Linked DNA regions of Homo sapiens: all the other regions are linked to region 1. Evidence: chromatin loops called from intact Hi-C (ENCODE). Cell type or tissue: mammary epithelial cell. All regions are shown on one strand. Each heading gives the region's core, and the rest is flanking DNA. Links, peaks and the distances in the headings are about the cores only.

Region 1 (6,240 bases), core at 421-5,420:
AGGATCACTTGAACCTGGGAGGCAGAGGTTGCAGTGAGCCAAGATCCCACCACGGCACTCCAGCCTGGGTGACAGAGTGAAACTGTCTCAGAAAAAAAAAAAAGAAAAAAGAAGGAGGGGCATACTGACTCCTCACTGAAGAATGGGATAGACACCCTCTATTCTACCTCTCCCAGCAAGGCCATAAGTCTTTGCTCTGAAAGGAGCCAGACTTTAGAGCCGGCTACAGGTGGACATGGGGTGAAGACATCAGGTTGCGAGGGTACCCTCTCTCGTTCCCTAGGAGCCTGGCCCCTGCAAGGAGGGGCACCTTTAAACAATCAAGCATAGTGAGTGGGGCGGCAAGCAGAGCAGAGACACAGACGACAGCGGGGTGGAGCCCCACCAGTCCCTCTGAGTATAAGGCAGAGGGAGTCCCGCTGGGGTCCACATCCCTGTGTGTCTCGGGCTGATTTGGACACAAGGCTCACACATTCATCCTACCTGCCCCAGTGCTAGCTGGCCGAGGATGCCAGGCTGTACCCGACCTTAGGCTGTGCGGCTTGGAACCTGGACCGGGGCAGGAATTGACAGGTTCCCCCAAACAATGTCACTCCCAGGACCCTAAGACCTCAAGCAGCAGAAACCACAATTCTGGATGTTACGTGCAGCGCCAGCTCCTGTCTGCCCTGCCTCCTTATCCCTTTCTCCCAGGGCGACTTTGGACCAGGTCTCGAGGCCGGGAGACCGGCCCCAGCCCGCCCGACCGGGATGGGCCTGGCGCCCGGGGGAGGCCGCGTCGTGCTGAGACAGCTCCGAGCTGCCTCCCCGCAGCCGCGGGCCGCTACAATACGGATTCGGCGGCGAGAGGAAACAGTCTGGCCCTCCAGGGGACGCAGGGAAATCCAACCTTTGGGTCGGGGGCAATTAGGACTGGGAGTCGATACCGCGGGCAACGAATGATGAATGAATAAATGAAAGGATGAACAGAGTGGCGAGGCGGAGATGGGCCATGCGGGGCGTCCCGAGGAGGGTGCCCTTCCTTGCCCCGATGCTGCCGGGACCGTCCCTCATCCCCCAGGTCGCAGCAGACTCAGCCAAGACACCCGGTCCTAGTGCGAACACCTCGCGGGCCCCGGGAGACGCCTGGGCGCGCGGTGCAGCTCTGGCCCGGAGCCCGCATTCCGGCGGCCGGGAAGTGCCTGCCCCGTGGGCAGAACGCGCCGAGTTGCCGCGGCCCCAGGAGCCGTCCTGCCCCGCGCGGCAGCAGCCCCTCGCGGCGGCCTCCGGAACCCCCGAGACCGGCCCCCGGGCCGCAACCCCTTACCCGCCCTCCTCGGTGGCCTCGCTCCGGCTTAAAGCGGTCATCCCGGCGCCTGCACCCAGCGCCCCGACCGCGCGCCGGGACCCAGCGCCCGCCGGACCCCGCCCGCCCCGTCGAGAGCCCGCCCCGCCCGCCCGCCCATTGGCGGGTCGCGCGGGCCGGGCACAGCCCATTGGCCGTTCCTCCCCCTCATTCCCCAGCTTCCCCAGCTTCTCTCCTTCCCCACCTTCCCCAGGTGGGGCTCCAAGCTCTGAGCAGATCCTAGCGCTCGGTTCCCCGGACTGGGAGGTCCCGGAGGCCAGGGCCTGGCGCGGCACCTCCTGTCCCTCACGTCGAGGGTATTGTGTCCCCTCTGGACGCTTCTGTCGTCCTAGTCTTGCGGCTTGGGTCCCTCTGCAGGAACCAATTCCGGCCCCTCTCCAACCTAACCCTTCCCAACATAGAGCTCCGGATAAGTTTCAATTTTACCGTCAGTGGGGAACACCAAAGGGGATATTGAACACCATGGTCTGACAGCCAAGTCACCACCACGAACCCGGGAGCCAGGATGCTCCCACGCACTTTTGCCGGAGTTAACATTGCAGTTTCTCCAAGGAAATACACTTTTGGAGGAGTCTGCAAAGGGGCTGAAGGTGGACACAAATCAAAGGCAGGGAAGCAGAGGCACGTGCGCTCAGTGTGACAATGAGCTTTTGCCTGGCCTGCAGGCCCTTTCCTCTTCCATCCCCACCAGGACACTTGGTCCTTGGGAGTGTGGTCAGGGGAGAGGAAAAGCGCAGGCCAGATTTGGTCCCATTCCCAACTCTCTCCCCCAGCCCTTTGGCACTACAGCATCATGGTGGGAGGGCACCAGCAAACAGGAGGGGTCCCAAGGGGAGCCTAGGTCCACAACTGAGGACCTGGGAGCCAAACCCAGTCTCAGGCGCCCAGAGCTGACTCCTCCTACAGCCCCCATAAGGGATACGCTAATGCAGGAAGACCAAAGTGGAAGAACCATGGCCAAGGCCACTTTGCAATTTGGGTTTATCTACCAGAGTGGGAGGGAGGCCTTGTCCCTGCTCTTTCCCATCTTCGGTTCACGTAAGCCATTAAAGTCTCCCCGCAGCACTGAAGGGGGCAACCTGTAACCCTAAGATAGTAAGCTACTGCTTTCCCAGCGCCTCTGCACCAGGAGGTGGGCAGGATGGCAGGTGACACCACCATAGCTCCCACTGCGGGGCACGAGGCTGCAGCCATTCCCAGCCTGCTCAGAGGGCAGGGTTCAACCACCTCCCCCTCCCCAGCAGAAAAGAGAGGAAACAGGTGCTTCAGCTGTTGTTTATTGACATACAGGTAGGCTCTATAGCAACAGGCCTGGAGGTGCTGCAGTAGTGGGGGAAAATGGAAGGTGGAGGGTGGAGTGTTTGCTGCAGGACAGCTGAGTGGAGGGTGGGGACAGGTGCAAACTGGAGAGGCCTAGAGAGCTAGAGAAGCAAGTAAGGGCCAGGGCCAGAGTCGGCTTCAATGGAACAACAGCCCAGTGCCCTAAGGCCCCTAACTCTTGCTGGCTGTTTCTTGACCCCAAGCCAGGGTTGGGAGTCCTCTGGGCATCCATTTTTTCTAAAGGAACTGGACAGAGTACACACAGGAAAGGAAGCTGTCACCCTCTTGCCATCTGGCTCCAGGGGCCTCCAGTCCAGCATTCCTCCTTCTTCCCTTGATTGGGTGGGGCCACATGATGGGCAGCCAGGCTCTGGGCTGTCCCACTAGAGCAGGCTGCAAACACAGCCATGTTTCAGTGAGGCGTTGATCTTCTTCCCTGGTGTCCCAACCTACCAGTGCCACGTTACAGCCCAGAGTGAGTTCTACAAGCGTTGCTGGCCTAATGGATGGGCTGGGGGAAGGGGGTGGGACAGGGGCTGGAGGAGGGGCTCTGGGGTCCATCACGGCACAGGAACAACACGCATGGTGTTGGTGAAGCCGGAGCCAGGGCGCCATCCGGTCAGCACAATGACCACATCTCCCTTCTTGAAGAAGCCTCGGGCCTTGCCTGGAGGAAGAGAAGGGAGGTTGGTGAGTAAAAGCCAAGCCAGGCAGGTTTGCACCTGGGCAGCTGCCCCATAGCCTGAGTACTGAACTAGGCTGGCTGACCACTACTTCCTCACACCACAAGGTGGCACCAAACTCACAGCCCAGGCAAACAGGAGGAAGGCCCTGAAATGTCCTTATCACTCAGATGGCAGGGTTGGCAGGGACCTTTGGACATCATTCACTATCCTGGAGAGGGTGCAAAGCCTTGCCCAGGGTCAGAGCTAGCTGCTTCCTGTCATCTGATGATACCCTACCTTATACAGGGACAATGGCCACATCAGTACGTAATCTGTGTATGCCACCCCACAGCACAGGAGCTGTGGCCAATTTTATTTAAAAAAAAAACAAAAAACAAAAAAAACTCTCAGTAATGAGCAGATGCCAAAAAATGGACAATTTTGCTTTGAGCCCCAGACTAGAAGAGAAGAGGAACTGAATTGCTCAGCCCTACAACTCAAAGGACCCTTTTCCCTCCTGGCTCAGCTTAGGACTTCGGAGAATGAGAGATTCAGAATGAACATTCCCAATAAGGGAGAGGAACAGTCGCTGGGCCTTTTGCCCCACTAAGGTCTGTGTGTTCCCCTTTCTATTCCCCAAACTTTCGGGGTCCCACAGAAGCCAATGCTCAAGCATCCCCAAGCTCCTCTAGGCTCTAGCCCCTGCTCCAGCCACGTACCAACATTCATGGCAAAGTTCACCCGGAGGTCCACGTCCTCAGCCCAGGCCTCCTGGACTGGGTCCTTGCACAGCACAGGGAAGATGCCACGGTACAGGTGGGCCTGACGAGCTGTCTGGGGATTCCGGGTCACAGCAATGATGGGGGCACGTGGGCGGTATCTGGCCACCTGGTGAGCAGACCTGAGATGGGATGGGGGACATACAGAAGAGACCATTACACGAGGCCCCAGGAAGTACCCTCAGGGCGTTCAAACAGCTCACCCTCTCATCCAGCTCACTGAGGGCTCTGGCCTCTTCAACATCTGCTCCCTAGGACCCCTCCCGAGGCTCGGGCAGCCCCTCATCCTATATCCCCCACAGCATGCTAGGTTACCATTTGCCCTCTACCCCCATTCCACAGGCCAAGGGCTCAGGATCACCTTGACCCAGCAAGATCAGCCTCACCCACTTACCCCACACAGCCCATGGTTGGCAGAACCCCTCCTACACCCTGAACTCTGACACAGAGAGGCAGCCCTGGCCCAATGTCACCAGCACCCATTCCTCTCGCTGCCAATGACAGTGACAAGCCAAGCAGCACGTGACTAGCACCTGACTCTTGACATCTGCAAGGAGCAGTAGCAGAGCTGACCAGCCCCCTGGGAATCAACATCAGGCTTCTCTACTTTTGTGCCCTCTCCCTGCCCCACATGGCCCCTAGCTCCTGAAACAGTCCCAGCAACTGGGCTATAAAGGCCCAGAATCAAATCTGAGTATCTAGATGAGGCTTAGAAATCTAGGTGCTACTCAGCAGGCAAGAACAGGAAATGGGAGTGTTGCTGCAGGAGCAGCTCTGCCTGCCAAAGCTCCTTTGGAAGGCAGGGGACCCTTCTAAAGCCCCTCTGCCAGGCACTTTCTTGAACACTGACACTGCACACTTGTAGCTGCAGCTGTGTCTCAGGAGCTGGGGAGGGGCACCAGAAGGGAAGTTATGAGGACACTCAACAGGTGTCAGGGAAACTTAAGCCACATCACAGCAGAGAAGTCCCTGCACTTCACGCTTGGCCTCTATGCAAGGCCTTCAGAGGGAAGCAATTGCTGAAGCCAGGACCAGCTGAGTGAAACCCCAGAAGACTAGAGCTTAAAATAGCCAAACAGCAAGAACTGGACCTTTTAAGAAAGGTCAACCCTACGGGTTGGAGCTGTTCAGCCAAGAGTGGGAGGCTGGAGCCCTCTGCTGAGGGCATCTGCACAGAGCTTGTGTCCTGGTTCTCTGGGCTGCCCACGCCCATCTGCTGCTCCTCAGTGCATGGGCACTGCCTGTTTGCTCCCCTCTTCCAGGAAACCCTTGCTGCCCTGTGGACAGGGACAAGGAGCATACTCCCTAACTAGGAGAGTGAAGGACATTAACTCAATGTCCTGGGCCAAGGAAGGGATCCCAAGTTGGAGGCCCAGCATAGGCCACACAGTCCTCAGCCTGGCTGCCAGGCCCCACAGAATGTCAGCCAAGATAGCACAGCAACCTCTCCTGAGCTGGAACCCAATTTGTCTTTAGGGCTCAAAAACAGCAGGGACTAGTGTGCCAAATGGAGGCACAGTAAACAGCATTTAAATAAATTCATTTCCCAACTGAAATTTTTAAAGAGCACATAGTAACTGGAATAAGCAAAAGTGGTTATCTTTTACAATTTTAGAGGACTAAATTTTCAATATCAAATAACCATTTGTAGTCAGCCTGTGCACTGTTATGTAATAAATCTCCAGCATAAATTTGCTTTTGATCCAAATGTTCTGACATTCCTTATGAGTGCTACCTAGAGTCCTTTGGGCCCAGGGAAGGGGCTCTGCTCAATCCTTCCCTGCAGGCCCAAGGTGGCAGGCAGAGGGGTCTTACCTTGGCTCAGTGCCACCTGAGCATTGTTCAATGGACTGCTCCCAGGACCCCCAAGGTGAGGTACCACTGAGCAGGGCATTCCAGGGAGCCGCTGCCGCCTCCTACCTGCCAGACTTGGTGAGGACGATTATGGCCCCACTGCAGCACTTGAAGGAGGCCTCCACGGCACCCACGGCGGTGGCTTCTGTGGGGTCGCTGGTAATGGGCGCCAGGCGGCGGAGTTCCTCAAATAATTGCAAGTGGTAGATGGCAGCCTCTGCCTCACGGGCAATCTAGGGGAGCAACATCCGTCCAGAGGGACGAGAGGGGGACAGAG
Region 2 (6,240 bases), core at 779-5,778, 390 kb after region 1:
TTTGGAAGACTTGGAGATTTAGTCCTAACCAATATCTTCCCTTCCCTTAGCCAATTTTAGCTACCATATTTTGTTTACAGTACTTTTACAGTTGACAGAGATTTTAAGGACGTGAATAAAGAACCCATGAAATTATTTCTGAACCTGTTTATCTGCAGAACTGTGGGATTGAATTATGATTTCTAAGGTCCATCAGAACTTGTAACACTTTATTGCTTTAAAATTAATTCCCATGGAATCATGGCTTTCAGAAAATACCATTTTAATATTAGAAGCAGTTTGATGTGTCTGTACATCTAGACCTGAACATGTGCCTATTAAAATAAAAAATAGGTGCTTGGTTCCGAGTCTGGATAAACTATAGGGATGCCTTAAAAATAAGTAAATGCCTCTTTTTTTATTATTAGAGGCTGACAACAAGTTTTTTTTTTTTTCTCTTTGATTACAGATACTGTGAGAGTCGACGAAGGGTTTTGTTACAGCATGTGCATGAAGGCTATGAAAAAGATCTGTGGGAGTACATTGAGGACTGAGAATGGCCCTGCATAAAATGAACTCTGAAAACTTTACCATCTAGAGTGCTCATGCAATTAAAACAAAACAAACACAAACAAGGAGGCACTAAGCCTATTCTGACACCACTGGTCTGTAGTACCAGAATTGTTTTGTTAATGGAAAGTTTAAGTAAATTATATTGTAATAAAAAGGTAGATAAACCATTGTACAACAGTATTCTAGGCCACCAACAAAAGTGTGACAGACACACTAAAAGCCCTCCAACTTTAACTTGTAACGTAGCTTCATTCTCAAAGCTGACTCCTTTTTTTTCTTTTTCCTTTTCCTGAGTGTAGTACAGTTAAAATTTCAAACAGCTCCTTGACACTGCTTTTCATGTTCAAACCAGCCATTTTGTTGTACTTTGGTAAAGGACCTCTTCCCCTTCCTCCCCTACACATACAGATACACCCACACACAGACTGACTCTCTTTCTCTCATACCCCAAGGTCATGAGTGAATGATGCTTAGTTCCTTGTAAAGAAAATCTTGGGATGGGGAAAGGGGTAGGCAGCAAGAGGATTCAACAAACGAAAAACATAAAAACTTTGTATATGACTTTTAAAACAAGAGGACAACACAGTATTTTTCAAAATTGTATATAGCGCATATGCATGGACAAAGCAAGCGTGGCACGTGTTTGCATAATGTTTAATTACAAAAAAATATTTATTCTTTAAAAATCTTCAAGATTATGTCTATTTGCTGTGCATTTTCTTTCAGTTTGCTTATCTTTCCCGGGTTGGGGTTGGGATAAAGGTGTGTCGGTTTAGCACCTCTGGAAGACCTATCTAGAGCTCTTTCACTTTCCTGAGGTTATTTTGCCCTTTCTGGTGTTGGTATGTCTGTTGCCGGCCATGGGCCTCATGCCTTGAATTCCTGCTCTTGATCAGGGACAAGGGAGGTCAAGCTCTGACTAATGCCATGACCTGATTAAGGGGTACAGCAGGGAGTTTTGTTGCTACAGCTCATGAATTAACCTGTCCCAACCTAATCCCCCTCCATGGCATCATGCCTCTACCCAAGCCTTTGTGTGCCCATGTTATGCACACAGCTGTAGGCATTCTTAAGTCCCCTGTCGCATCCAGTGGAAGCATTTTAAAATTTCTTTTACTTTTTGGTTTTCCCTTAATTGCTGCTTTTCAGATTTTAGTTATGGCTCGTCTGCTCACCCCTTCTCTACATTAGGGTGTCAAAGAGAATGTTTTGCTTTAAATATAAATAGCCATTCATTTAGTCTCAGATTGTGAATTTAAAATGGTGGATACCGAAATTGCTTGTGTGTGTTGCTGTGGGTTTGGTTTGAAGGCAAACACCCCTAGAACATGATATTCCCATCTAGTGCATTTAAATAGAAATCACTGAGTTTGCTGCTTTTTTATTGTCAGCAGATAGGAGAATTAATAATGCATTTTAGCTGTGATGTCCATTTTTATGAAATTCCTACTAAGAGCTATGTTAAAAGTAAAGGATGGTGGTGGTTGTATTAACTATATACCTGTTTAGGCCATTCTGGCTGTGGTATTTTTCAATAGGTCAGCATCTGTAAATCTGTCAGTTTTATACAGGAGTGCAGAGTGAACTAGGCAACTAGATTAAGAGGTCTAAATATGAAATACCAGTTGAGGCTGAGGACCTCTTCGTCTTCCTTTAAATGTCTTTTGCCTAGGGAGTGTTTACCATTTGTGAGGCAGCTTTGTCTGCTCTTACACTGTACATCCTATTACTCCATTGGGAAGTAGGTTCACTTTCCTCTGGCCTTTTGCCTAAGTTAGGCTTTGCTGAATCAACCCTACTTTTCCTTTTAGAAAAGGTTGTTACAGGAGATTTACTGGCAACTGTTCTTTTCCCATCAAAAATCAGTGAATGTTTGCTGAGTATAAATGCTGCTTCCTTAAACCACTTGTCGCTTTAGGATCAACTTTACCTGTACCTTTTCTCCTTTCCTCCCTTGCCACCTCAGGTGCAAATCTGAACTCAGTGTCTGCTTCTTCCATTTTCTCGTCTCTCTCCCCTCTTCCCCCATTATCCATATGACATTATTTTACTTCAAATGACAGCATCAATCTTAAAAAGATATACATTAAAACTAAGGAGTTTTTTTAAAGAAAGCCTGAATAAGTTCCTTTCCCTGGTAACTTTGAAAAGCAGTCAGAGTTGCTATATAGATATATGTGGCTCCTTTAAAATGCTTTGTGTATGTGTGGTGTTTAAAAAAAAAAAATCTTACCAGTTAACTTTGCAGTGTCTAGGTTTGAGTGTCATAAATCCACGTGTTCCTGTTGCAACAAATACCCAAAAATTGTGTGTGCACTTCCTAATACCAGTCTTCACCCATGGAGGAACAGTGCTTTTTAGAGATGCTTTCTATTTCAATGTTGGCATACTGCCTGAGGGTATTGCAGTTGTGGGTGCATTCCCTAATTTGTATGATCAAGATGAACTGGCCCTTTTCTACTTCCAAGCTTTTAACAGATACCACCATATTTGACAGAATTCCCAGAGTGAATTGCTTGTGTTATTAGTAGATTCAGTGCCCCCAGCTGGGATAGGCAAGCCATGACAGCTTCCCTGTTTCACCTACAGAAGTCTTATCTGAGGGATCTATTCACAGTAAGCACCAAGGTCTCCATGTCTTGAGGTCAGTTTCATTGTCTTTTGAAAAGTGCATGCTTCATTTGAACAATTCATTCAGCAGCAGATGGACTTTCAGTGATTTAAAATAAAATTTTGATCCAAAGCTCAGGACACAAACCACAGTGGTAAAATTGAGTAGCATATAATATCAGACTAAATTATCTGTAATTTTCCACAACCCAGATTGTATGTGTTTTATGTGTGTTTAAATAAATATGTTAGATACACGTGTATACATACACCCATATACAACAGATCCAAGACTGGCTGACTTCATTTGAAATGGTTGAATCTGCTGTGTAATAAAGTGGTTCAACCATGATTAGGAACTGAAATTTAGTAGAAGAGGGAAAAGGAGTTAATGTAACAAATTATTTTAGCTACAAACCCCGGTAATAGAGCACTTGGGGGATGGGATGGGGTGGGTTGGTGAGACAATCAGAATGGTAAATTGATTAAATGCTCCTAACCCTGTAATTTTGTGCATAGAGCACCCTATGCTGTGGAAATAACTGTTCTTAGATTTCATTGTAACTGGACTGTTCAGGTTGCCCAGAGGGAAAGAACATTCCTAATTCTAATAAAATAAACTTTTATTTTGTTATTCCATTAGTTACTTATGTTTATTTTTATAGTTAAAAAATGACTAAAGGTGGCTAATAGCCACCCGTATTATGTGCCTTATTCACTGTTCCCACTTAATATAAAATGTCAAAAATTGGTTGTTTCTTTGCAGGGAACTGTGAATGAGCCCATTCCCCCAACATTTAACTTGGTTAATGAAGCTTTCAGAGCATTTTCTGAAAGATTTCCAATTTCTGCATCTCAGATATTGAATTTAAATTGTTTGTGTTGTAACAGTGATACAAAAATGTTCAATAGCTCTTTGAATGCCACTTTTTTTAAAGAAAATACTTTAAAAGTCATTCTTAGCTAACCTCAAAACTCCTTTACATTACTTTCATTTTAGCTCACTCTTAAAGCTGATACTGTTATATAGGGATGAAGGGAGAGTTTTCTTAAAGAAGGTCCCAAAGTTGAAGATCGTTTGTCATTGATACTCTGGCCAAGTCCAGGTTTTAGGACAATTTAATTTACTCTTATTTGGATCTGTAATTATGGGAGTTTATCACTTTTCCTCTTCAAAGCACTTCAACTTACTGTCTAAAACAAGTGGAGAAGAAATTGCCATTTTTTATAAAGGAGGAAGATAAGGCTCACTGAGGTTAAATAACTCCCTCAATTTTTCATTTCCTTCTACCTGAAACTTAACATCATGCTACCTCTTTGTATCATATTTTGTTATTCTGGTCACAGAATGACCTAGTATTCTGTACCAGGGAAGGTAGTTCTTAACTATATTGTACTTTTAAACCACATTAAAGACTATTATAAATGCCTATCACTGCTACTGTTAGAGGTTGCTCTATACTATCTCTGATCTTTCATTTGTTGCAGTTTGCAACACAGTAGTTGAGAATAAGTGGTTTAGTATGATTTGCTTAATAGTACCCAAGTAATTTGCAGTTGTTGGTTTAGTTATTCAAATGAATTTCCATTGTAAAGAATTTTGGATAGTCTGCAGGAAATTGTTACAGGATGCACAGAACATCCCATATCCATTGGATCTCAGCCTTTGAGGCTTTAAAAAGATGATAAGCAGTGAGTTTTATGAGAAAATTTTGGCTCCTTCAGAAACAGGAAGATAAGTGGGCCCCTCAGATTTTTCATATATCTTTGGGGATAAAGTTGGTTATATCTGGTTTATTTTAGGGATTTTGCTTCTGTAGTTACCCAAGATCAAATAGCCAACTCAGAAATACTCAGTTGGATATCAATCAAATAGTGCCTACCAGGGGAGTAAACAGACAACTTTTAGGTTTTTAGTTTTTGCTTTTGTGTGGAGTTGAGTCCAATTTTTAAGGCAACTATTGTTGACCTTTCTCTAGGCGGTAGCATTTAGGATGGGAAAAAATAATATGAGTTATGTGCGAAAAGCAGTTTTCAGGCTATCATTTAGGGCCACAGATATGCTTATTTAGGACTATTTTCAGGGTAGGAGCCAGTTAAAGTTTGTATATCAGTCACACATTGATATGTAGCAGCTCTATCAATACCACAACAACCTTATTACCATAGTAATTCAGGGGTCTCAAGTAATCCAGGAGTCTCAAACTGAAATGTCAACAAGAGCCAAGTAAATATTTTAGAAATAGAGTACCCTGGAGTAGATGGGCTCTGAGAGGAGCCTGTGAAATCCAGACTTCATGTGAATTCTCTTAATTAAATGTGGGCCAAAGAAAACCCGGCCATGGGCAGTTTTTTTTTCCCAGCTTCTACTAGTCTTGGCTTGCAACAATGCCACTGTCCATCTGGCATTACCTAGACCAGTGATACTTAAACTTGACTGCGAATTGGAATCACTGAGAAGCTTTAAAAAATATTAGTGCCTGAGTGTTACTTTATGGAGATTATGATTTAATTGCTTTGGGTAGGCATCAGTAATTTTTGTAAAGCCCTTTACGCATTCTCACCCCTAATTCCAGCCGGTGATTCTCACATGCAGACTAGGTTGAGATCCTTGATCTAGACTGCCTTCTATAGTTGCAAAAAGAGAATATAGGCGAGCAACTCCAGATCATAAGGGACAAAATGATTCAAGGCAAATTGACTGGCTCAGAATAGGGCCTCACTGGAGGCCCTAGTTGAGTGGGTTTTGTGGAATGGTGCCTCCCAAGGGTCTGGTGTGCAGTGCCCAATTTGGTTTTTTGTTGGTTTTCTGGTAAGTGGTCCACCTTGGAGAAAATCACAAAACTAAAAGTCTTACCAAGAAGTAGAACTGACAAGCAGCCATGTTGATTGGCAGTACATTCTCTTACCAAGGGGGAGAAATCTATCTAGGGAAAATAATACAGAGTCTGAGCAAAGGAAGTTGAGTGGTTATAAGCAAAACTGTCATTAAAGCTAGTTGCGTCAAGTCTGCACAATTCCACGAGCACTTAAGAGTTTACAAGTTTCTCATGTCTATCATTCTTTTGATAATCTTGT
Region 3 (6,240 bases), core at 570-5,569, 110 kb after region 1:
GATTGGAAAAGGAGTGATTAGAGGCAAGAAGATCAGTGGCACAGGTGAGAGGTGAATGTGACCTGGATAGAAAGAAATGAACAGATTTAACAGATGTGTAGGAAGAATTAACTGGGCTATAGTTCTATTGGATATGTGGACCCGGGAAGAGGAGGGCATATTGGCTGAGCCTCAGGTTCATCGCTTGGGAGTTGGGGAAGGTGGGAGTTTGGGAGTTTGGGGGTACAAGGAAGTCCCCAGGGGAGGAACCCAAGAGAGTAAGAACAGAGTTGGGGAGAGCAGGGCTCTGAGCCTTCAGTCCCCACAGAGCAGTGGTGATGGAGGACACCTGGGATTTAGGCATGTTATGTGTGGCTGGAGGAGAAAGAGAGCTGCCCCCATGAGCTTCCTGGGCAACCTATTATATATATCTTGTTCCTGCCATGGGCAGAGGAGGGACATGGCAGTGGGATAATCAGGACGTAATCAGGAGTCCCCCTTGAGGAAAAGAGGACATTGCCTCCCAGGCCAAAAACTTGTCCTGGGACTTCAGGTGAGCTCTTGCCCTGGCTGAGCACCTGTTCCCTTAAGAATTTCCCAGGTGGAGTCCAGGCCCATGTCTGCTTCAGAGCCCAGCCCTGGAGGGGAATTCAAGGGATAGAATGTCAGAGAGAACAACCTATTCCAGGCAATGGAGTGGGAAAGGTCAGAGGCCGCACAGACACGCACAGGGCCCTGGACCTTCTGCCCCAGTGAGCAGAAGGGAGAGCAAAACCCTACCTAACTCTCTGCCCTGATTTGTCTAAAATTCCTCCCTTTGGGCTCAGCATTGCCCTTTTCAGATTCTTCTGCCCTGATGCCAACTATTCTTTTCACTGAGCACTCACACCCTCAGCACTCCCCATTCCATGGGAAGAGTTTATCAGAACCTTCTTGAGGAAGGGAACACTGGTAGGTCTGGGAAAGGTGTCAGGAGGTGCAGGGCAGAGTGGGACAGAAAAAAACCAAACTTTCTAATTTTTAGTACTTTGTTTTACCTCACCCCCCTCCTCTAATTCAACCCACTGTCAAGTCCCATTGGTTCTAGAATCTATATGGATATCCTAAACAGCTCTGAAATCTAACCTCTTATCTCCTTTCCTGGCCTATCTCCAGCTCTAGGCCAGCATCACCATTCATCCACACTCAAGCAACACTGCACTAAAGGGTCATCCAGCCTGCAGTGTTGCTTCCTTTCCAACCCAACCTTCTTCACACCATAGCCAGAGTAATCTTTTTTTTTTTTTTTTGAGACAGCGTCGACCTCCAGGGCTCAAGCAACCCTCCCACCTCAGCCTCCCAAGTAGCTGGGACTACAGGGGCACACCACCACACCTGGCTAATTTTTAAAAAACTTTTGTAGAGACGGGGTCTCACTATGTTGTCCAGGCTGGTCTCAAACTTCTGGGCTCAGCGATCCTCCAGTCTCAGCCTCCCAAAGTGCTGGGATTACAGGCATGAGCCACTATGTCTGGCCCAGAGTAATCTTTTGAACCTAGTCTCTTACTCTTCTCTGCTTAAAATCCACCTCTGTTCCCCCATTGCAAGCCTCCTGTTAAAGCCCAAGATTCTAAGACTAGCTGTCAAAACTTGTGAGTCTTTCTTCCACTGCTGCCCAACATGCACGATTCTCTCTACTCATGTGGAGCCTTAGCTATCTTTGCTAGACACCTTCCCTGCCAGTGTTCACACTGTCCCCAAATTTTCTTGTCTTTTAGGTTTCTAGATCCTCAAATATGATAAAATATGATCATGATTCAGCTCAGATAACATCTCTGCAAAGCATCTACTCCCTCCCCATTTCTTTTTATTCTTTTCTTTATTCCTTTATTTATTTATTTATTTTTATTTTGTATTTTTGTATTTTTAGTAGAGACGGGGTTTCACCATGTTGGCCAGGCTGGTCTCAAACTCCTGACCTCAAGTGATCCGCCCGCCTCAGCCTCCCAAAGCGCTGGGATTACAAGTGTGAACCACCGCACCCGGCCTTTTCCTTTACGGTTTGACTCTGGGACTCCCTCCCCAATTCTGGTCTCTCTTTTACTTGCCCAGATGTATGCCTGAGTGAGATGCAATGAGGCTCACCTTTTTTCTTTTTTTTTTTTTTTGAGACAGAGTCTCGCTCTGTCACCCAGGCTGGAGTGCAGCGATGCGATCTTGGCTCACTGCAAGCTCCGCCTCCCAGGTTCACGCCTTTCTCCTGCCTCAGCCTCCCGAGTAGCTGGGACTACAGGCGCTCGCCATCACGCCCTGCTAATTTTTTGTATTTTTAGTAGAGACGGGGTTTCACTGTGTTAGCCAGGATGGTCTCAATCTCCTGACCTCGTGATCCGCCCGCCTCAGCCTCCCAAAGTGCTGGGATTACAGGCGTGAGCCACTGCACCCGGCCAATGAGACTCATTTTTAAGAAGCATCTTGAGGGCAAAGACTCAGACTCATTCATGAAGTGGTTGCTAGCACATACAGTGCCTTTCTGTAAATTATAAAAAGGCACTCCCCAACCCTGGGATGAATGAGAAAAAATGTGCCCTTTCCTCTGGGCTGACAAAGCCTTGAAATAATGTGCATGACTTAGTCAATAGAGCATGGCTGGATTTTTGCCCCCATCTGCCCTCTCTACCCAAGCTGTTTTGTGCAGGGCACAACTTGCAAAAGCAAATGTACTCCCCTACTCAGTAACATCTGCCTTCTTCACAGCGTTTGAAGGGATGGCTTCCCAAAGAAAGGGAAGTCAGGAACAGGGAGATAAACAAATAGGGAGGCACCTTATGCATCTCGTAAGTGGGGCTGAGGCTAGGCCTCACCCTCTTCAGGTGGATTCTGGAGCATAAAGTGAGGCTAAAAGAAGGAATTCTGGCTTCATCAGGAAGAGGCTGCAGGAGGTGGGAGCCAGGTGGGACAGACCAACCAAGGTTTGAAGGAGTTCTCGAATAGGGAGGCAAGCTTTCATAGGGGACAGAAATTGGCAGGGGACAAATGGAGAGGAGCCAAGCAAAAGAAGGTCTTAGTCAATCAGAATCCATGAAATTCTTGGCCAGGAGTGGTGGCTCACGCCTGTAATCCTAGCACTTTGAGAGGCTGAAGCGGGCAGATCACTTGAAGTCAGGAGTTCAAAACCAGCCTGACCAACATGGTGAAACCCTGTCTCTACTAAAAATACAAAAAAATTAGCTTGGCGCGGTGATGGGTGCCTGTAATCCCAGCTACTTGGGAGGCTGAGGCAGGAGAATCACTTGAACCCTGGAGGTGGAGGTTGCAGTGAGCTGAGATGGCACCACTGCACTCCAGCCTGGGTGACAGAATGAGGCTGTGTCTCAAAAAAACACAAAAAACAAAAAACAAACCATGAAATTCCCCCTAGGGTTTCAGACTTTTCTCTCTGGGGGCTGACCTAGCCTTTTCTGGTCCCATGGTGACAGTCCTGCCTGATGCCAGCAGGAATTCAGATTAAAGTCTTGTCCCTGCTTCTCCAGCAGGTGGCAGCTGTGCTCAGGACCCAATGGCAGCAGAGAGCTGGGCACTCCTCCTCCATGCTGGTGGGCCTAAGGCCAGGCGACTAAAGTTGCTGCTGTCCCTGGCAGGCCCAGAGGAAAGATTGATGGCACAGGCATTGCTGGGGCTGGCCAACACAGCCATTGATTTTCATTTAGGAGAATAATTAAATATTAATTTTCACTTTGTTAAGCTGGAGAGGGTGAATAAAGCCAATCCTGACAGTATCAGAGGAAGCCAGGCCATGTTGGAGACCTGCAGATGAAACAGTGAGAGGGGGAAGATGTCCCCAGTCACCATTCTCTCTAGAACCTAAGACCCCTGTCTGCTACCTGGTTGTCTCAGGTCACAGTACAGTGGTTAAGTGAATGAGTTCTAGGGCCAGATTAGCTGGGCCCAAAGTCCAGATCTTCCCATTATTAACTATATGACCTTGGGCAAGTCACTTGATTCTTATGACTTAGTTTTCTCACCTGTAAAATGGGAATGCCAATAACAATACCTTATTTAGGCCTGGTGCGGTGGCTCATGCCTGTAATCCCAGCATTTTGGGAAGCCAAGGTGGGTGGATCACTTGAGGCCAGAAGTTCAAGACTAGCCTGGCCAACATGGTGAAACCTCATCTCTACTAAAATTACAAAAATTAGTTGGGCAGAGCCCTGTGTCTTGTGGAGGAGAGATTTTTTTCCTCCCAAAGTTTATCTTAATTTTTTTGGGGGGGACCTCCCATTTCCTTTCAGGGTAAAGCCTGGCATTCAAAGTTTCATCTTCAACTGCTGCCCTCTGTAGATCTTCCCTCCAGCTTCCCTCCATGCTCACGTGGGCCTCCCCCACAGTGCCAGCCGCATTTCACACCCACCTGTTCCTTCTGTGTCTGCACCTTTACCATGCTGTTTCCCACATGGAATGTTACAGCTTGTCTCATTGACTCTCAGTTCTAGAAGCAGAAGTCATTTGCTCCCATGATTAGATGAATGATGAGTTCTACTCCTACTCCTACTAATGCTGCTGTTACTATTACTGTTACTATCACTACTACCACCAGCTAACTCATATCGAGTGCTTATTTTCTGCCAAGAACAGCATTGAGTACTTTAGTTCACTTAATGACTTAGCTCATTTAACCACGACAACAACCCTATGAGTTTAACTTTACAGGTGAGGAAACTTAGGCTTAGCAGTAAAGACTTGCCCAAAGTCACAAAGCTAGTGAGTGGTGGGCCTGGATCCACACCCAGGTCTCTCTGACTCAGGAGCTTGCATACAGAGGACCAGTGATGGTGACAAATTGGTGTTACTTGGCACTTAGTCCCCAAAAGTGAGGCTAAAGGTGCTTCAGTTACTGTGCTTGGTTCTAGGAGCTGTCACCCCATTAACAGCTTGATTAGCTCTTGGCGAAGCTTGCTCCATTGCTTGGTAGCTCCAATTCAGAGAAGTGACTTCTTTATACTGAGCTGAAATCAGTGCCTATTTCTTATTATATTAACTGATCCGAATCTTGCCTTCTGGGATCACTCATAGAAAACCAAACCCCTCTTCTAGAATCTGAAGGTAGTTACCCCAACCCCAACAGTAGTACTTATTGAGATCTTACTCTGTGCCAGGCACTTGCTAAGCCTCAAGTAATCCTCACTACAGCCAAGCGAGCTAGGTGTTAGTATAACCCACTCCTCATATCTAAAGAGACTGAAGCTCAGGAGTCCAAGTAACGTGCCCAGAGACACAGAACTGATAAATGGCAGAGCTGGGATTCAAATCCAGGTCTGTGAGACTCAAAACCCAGTGTTTTTTTTTTTTTTTTTTTTTTTGAGACTGAGTCTCACTTTGTTGCCCAAGCTGGAGTGCAGTGGCATGATCTTGGCTCACTGCAACCTCTGCCTCCCAGGTTCAAGTGATTCTCTTGCCTCAGCCTTCCAAGTAGCTGGGACTACAGGCATCTGCCACCATGTCTAGCTAATTTTTGTATTTTTAGTAGAGACAGGGTTTCACCATGTTGGCCAGGCTGGTCTCGAACTCCTGACCTCAGGTGATCTGCCCGCCTTGTCCTCCCAAAGTGCTAGGATTACAGGCGTGAGCCACCGCACTCGGCCTCAAAAACCAGTATTTTTAATTATTAGCTTATGATGCCTCCCTATTAAAGTCCCTCTAAGCCCTATCTCCTCCAGTTAAATCATCCCAACTCTTCCAAACTATTATTCCAAATATATCTTGTGTCTTTACTTCATCCTCGTCTCTTTCTTGTAGACAAACGACTCTCTTAAATTTGAGAGGCCTAGAACTGGACATAGTCCCAAGTTTGGCCTGTGAATGGCATTTAAACAGTGCTCTGTTCTAGACACACCGCTTCTTGGACAAGAGAAAACAAGGCTGTATAGTATGACTTGCTCTTGGTAAACCCATGCTAGTTACTAACGATCACCCCTTTATTCTGCCATATGGTCAGTAGGTCCCACCTTGCCTTTTGTTGACTGATTATCCATTAGCCAAGACCAGACCAGGTACCATTGGTGCCTACAAGCCAAGCTGCCTGTAGAATCAGGTCTCCCCTAACTTTAGCCAAGTGTTTGCAGTGTGGAGGGAAGACAATCTTAGTGAGTCAAGGCACCAAAAATAACCATTACAGGAAAAGGACTAGAGAGAAGTTCCAGCAAGGACCTTAGGACTAGAGAAAATGGGCTACCAGTCCAGCAGAACCTCTACCCCATGTATCTGCATACATGCTCACACCAG

The links. A loop is a pair of places that touch in the nucleus more often than their neighbours do. Peaks named below come from ENCODE experiments on the same cell type or tissue, not always from the same donor. Only the 100,000 strongest peaks of a DNase experiment are listed, where the experiment ranks them.
Region 2: it touches region 1 in a loop (8-fold over the local background); 1 of 110 quality-filtered maps calls a loop at or near these places.
Region 3: a loop joins it to region 1, with 14 times the contacts of the local background. A loop is called at or near these places in 1 of 110 quality-filtered maps.

What each region holds. Positions count from the first base shown.
Region 1 is chr15:72,196,425-72,202,664 of GRCh38, forward strand. GRAMD2A (GRAM domain containing 2A) reads right to left here and starts at 1,363. Exons shown (of 12, transcript NM_001012642.3): 1 at 1,307-1,363. The coding sequence starts at 1,347. PKM (pyruvate kinase M1/2) reads right to left here. Exons shown (of 11, transcript NM_002654.6): 9 at 6,030-6,196; 10 at 4,050-4,231; 11 at 2,605-3,332. The coding sequence ends at 3,226. RefSeq lists an enhancer at 801-980 and a silencer at 1,091-1,510. In mammary epithelial cell, for the core only: a CTCF peak has its summit at 3,454 (motif pointing right); DNase peaks (open chromatin) are centred at 797, 1,147, 1,527 and 3,447; H3K4me3 peaks cover 1,284 bases; H3K27ac peaks cover 1,208 bases.
Region 2 is chr15:72,582,760-72,588,999 of GRCh38, forward strand. ARIH1 (ariadne RBR E3 ubiquitin protein ligase 1) reads left to right here. Exons shown (of 14, transcript NM_005744.5): 14 at 449-6,240. The coding sequence ends at 533. MIR630 (microRNA 630) reads left to right here and starts at 4,458; the gene lies at 4,458-4,554. In mammary epithelial cell, for the core only: a CTCF peak has its summit at 3,106 (motif pointing left); no DNase peak of the experiment used is centred there.
Region 3 is chr15:72,309,295-72,315,534 of GRCh38, forward strand. The region is part of intron 2 of CELF6 (CUGBP Elav-like family member 6); the gene reads right to left. Among named protein-coding and RNA genes, the nearest start is that of CELF6, 7.7 kb to the right of the region's middle. In mammary epithelial cell, for the core only: a CTCF peak has its summit at 3,508 (motif pointing right); no DNase peak of the experiment used is centred there.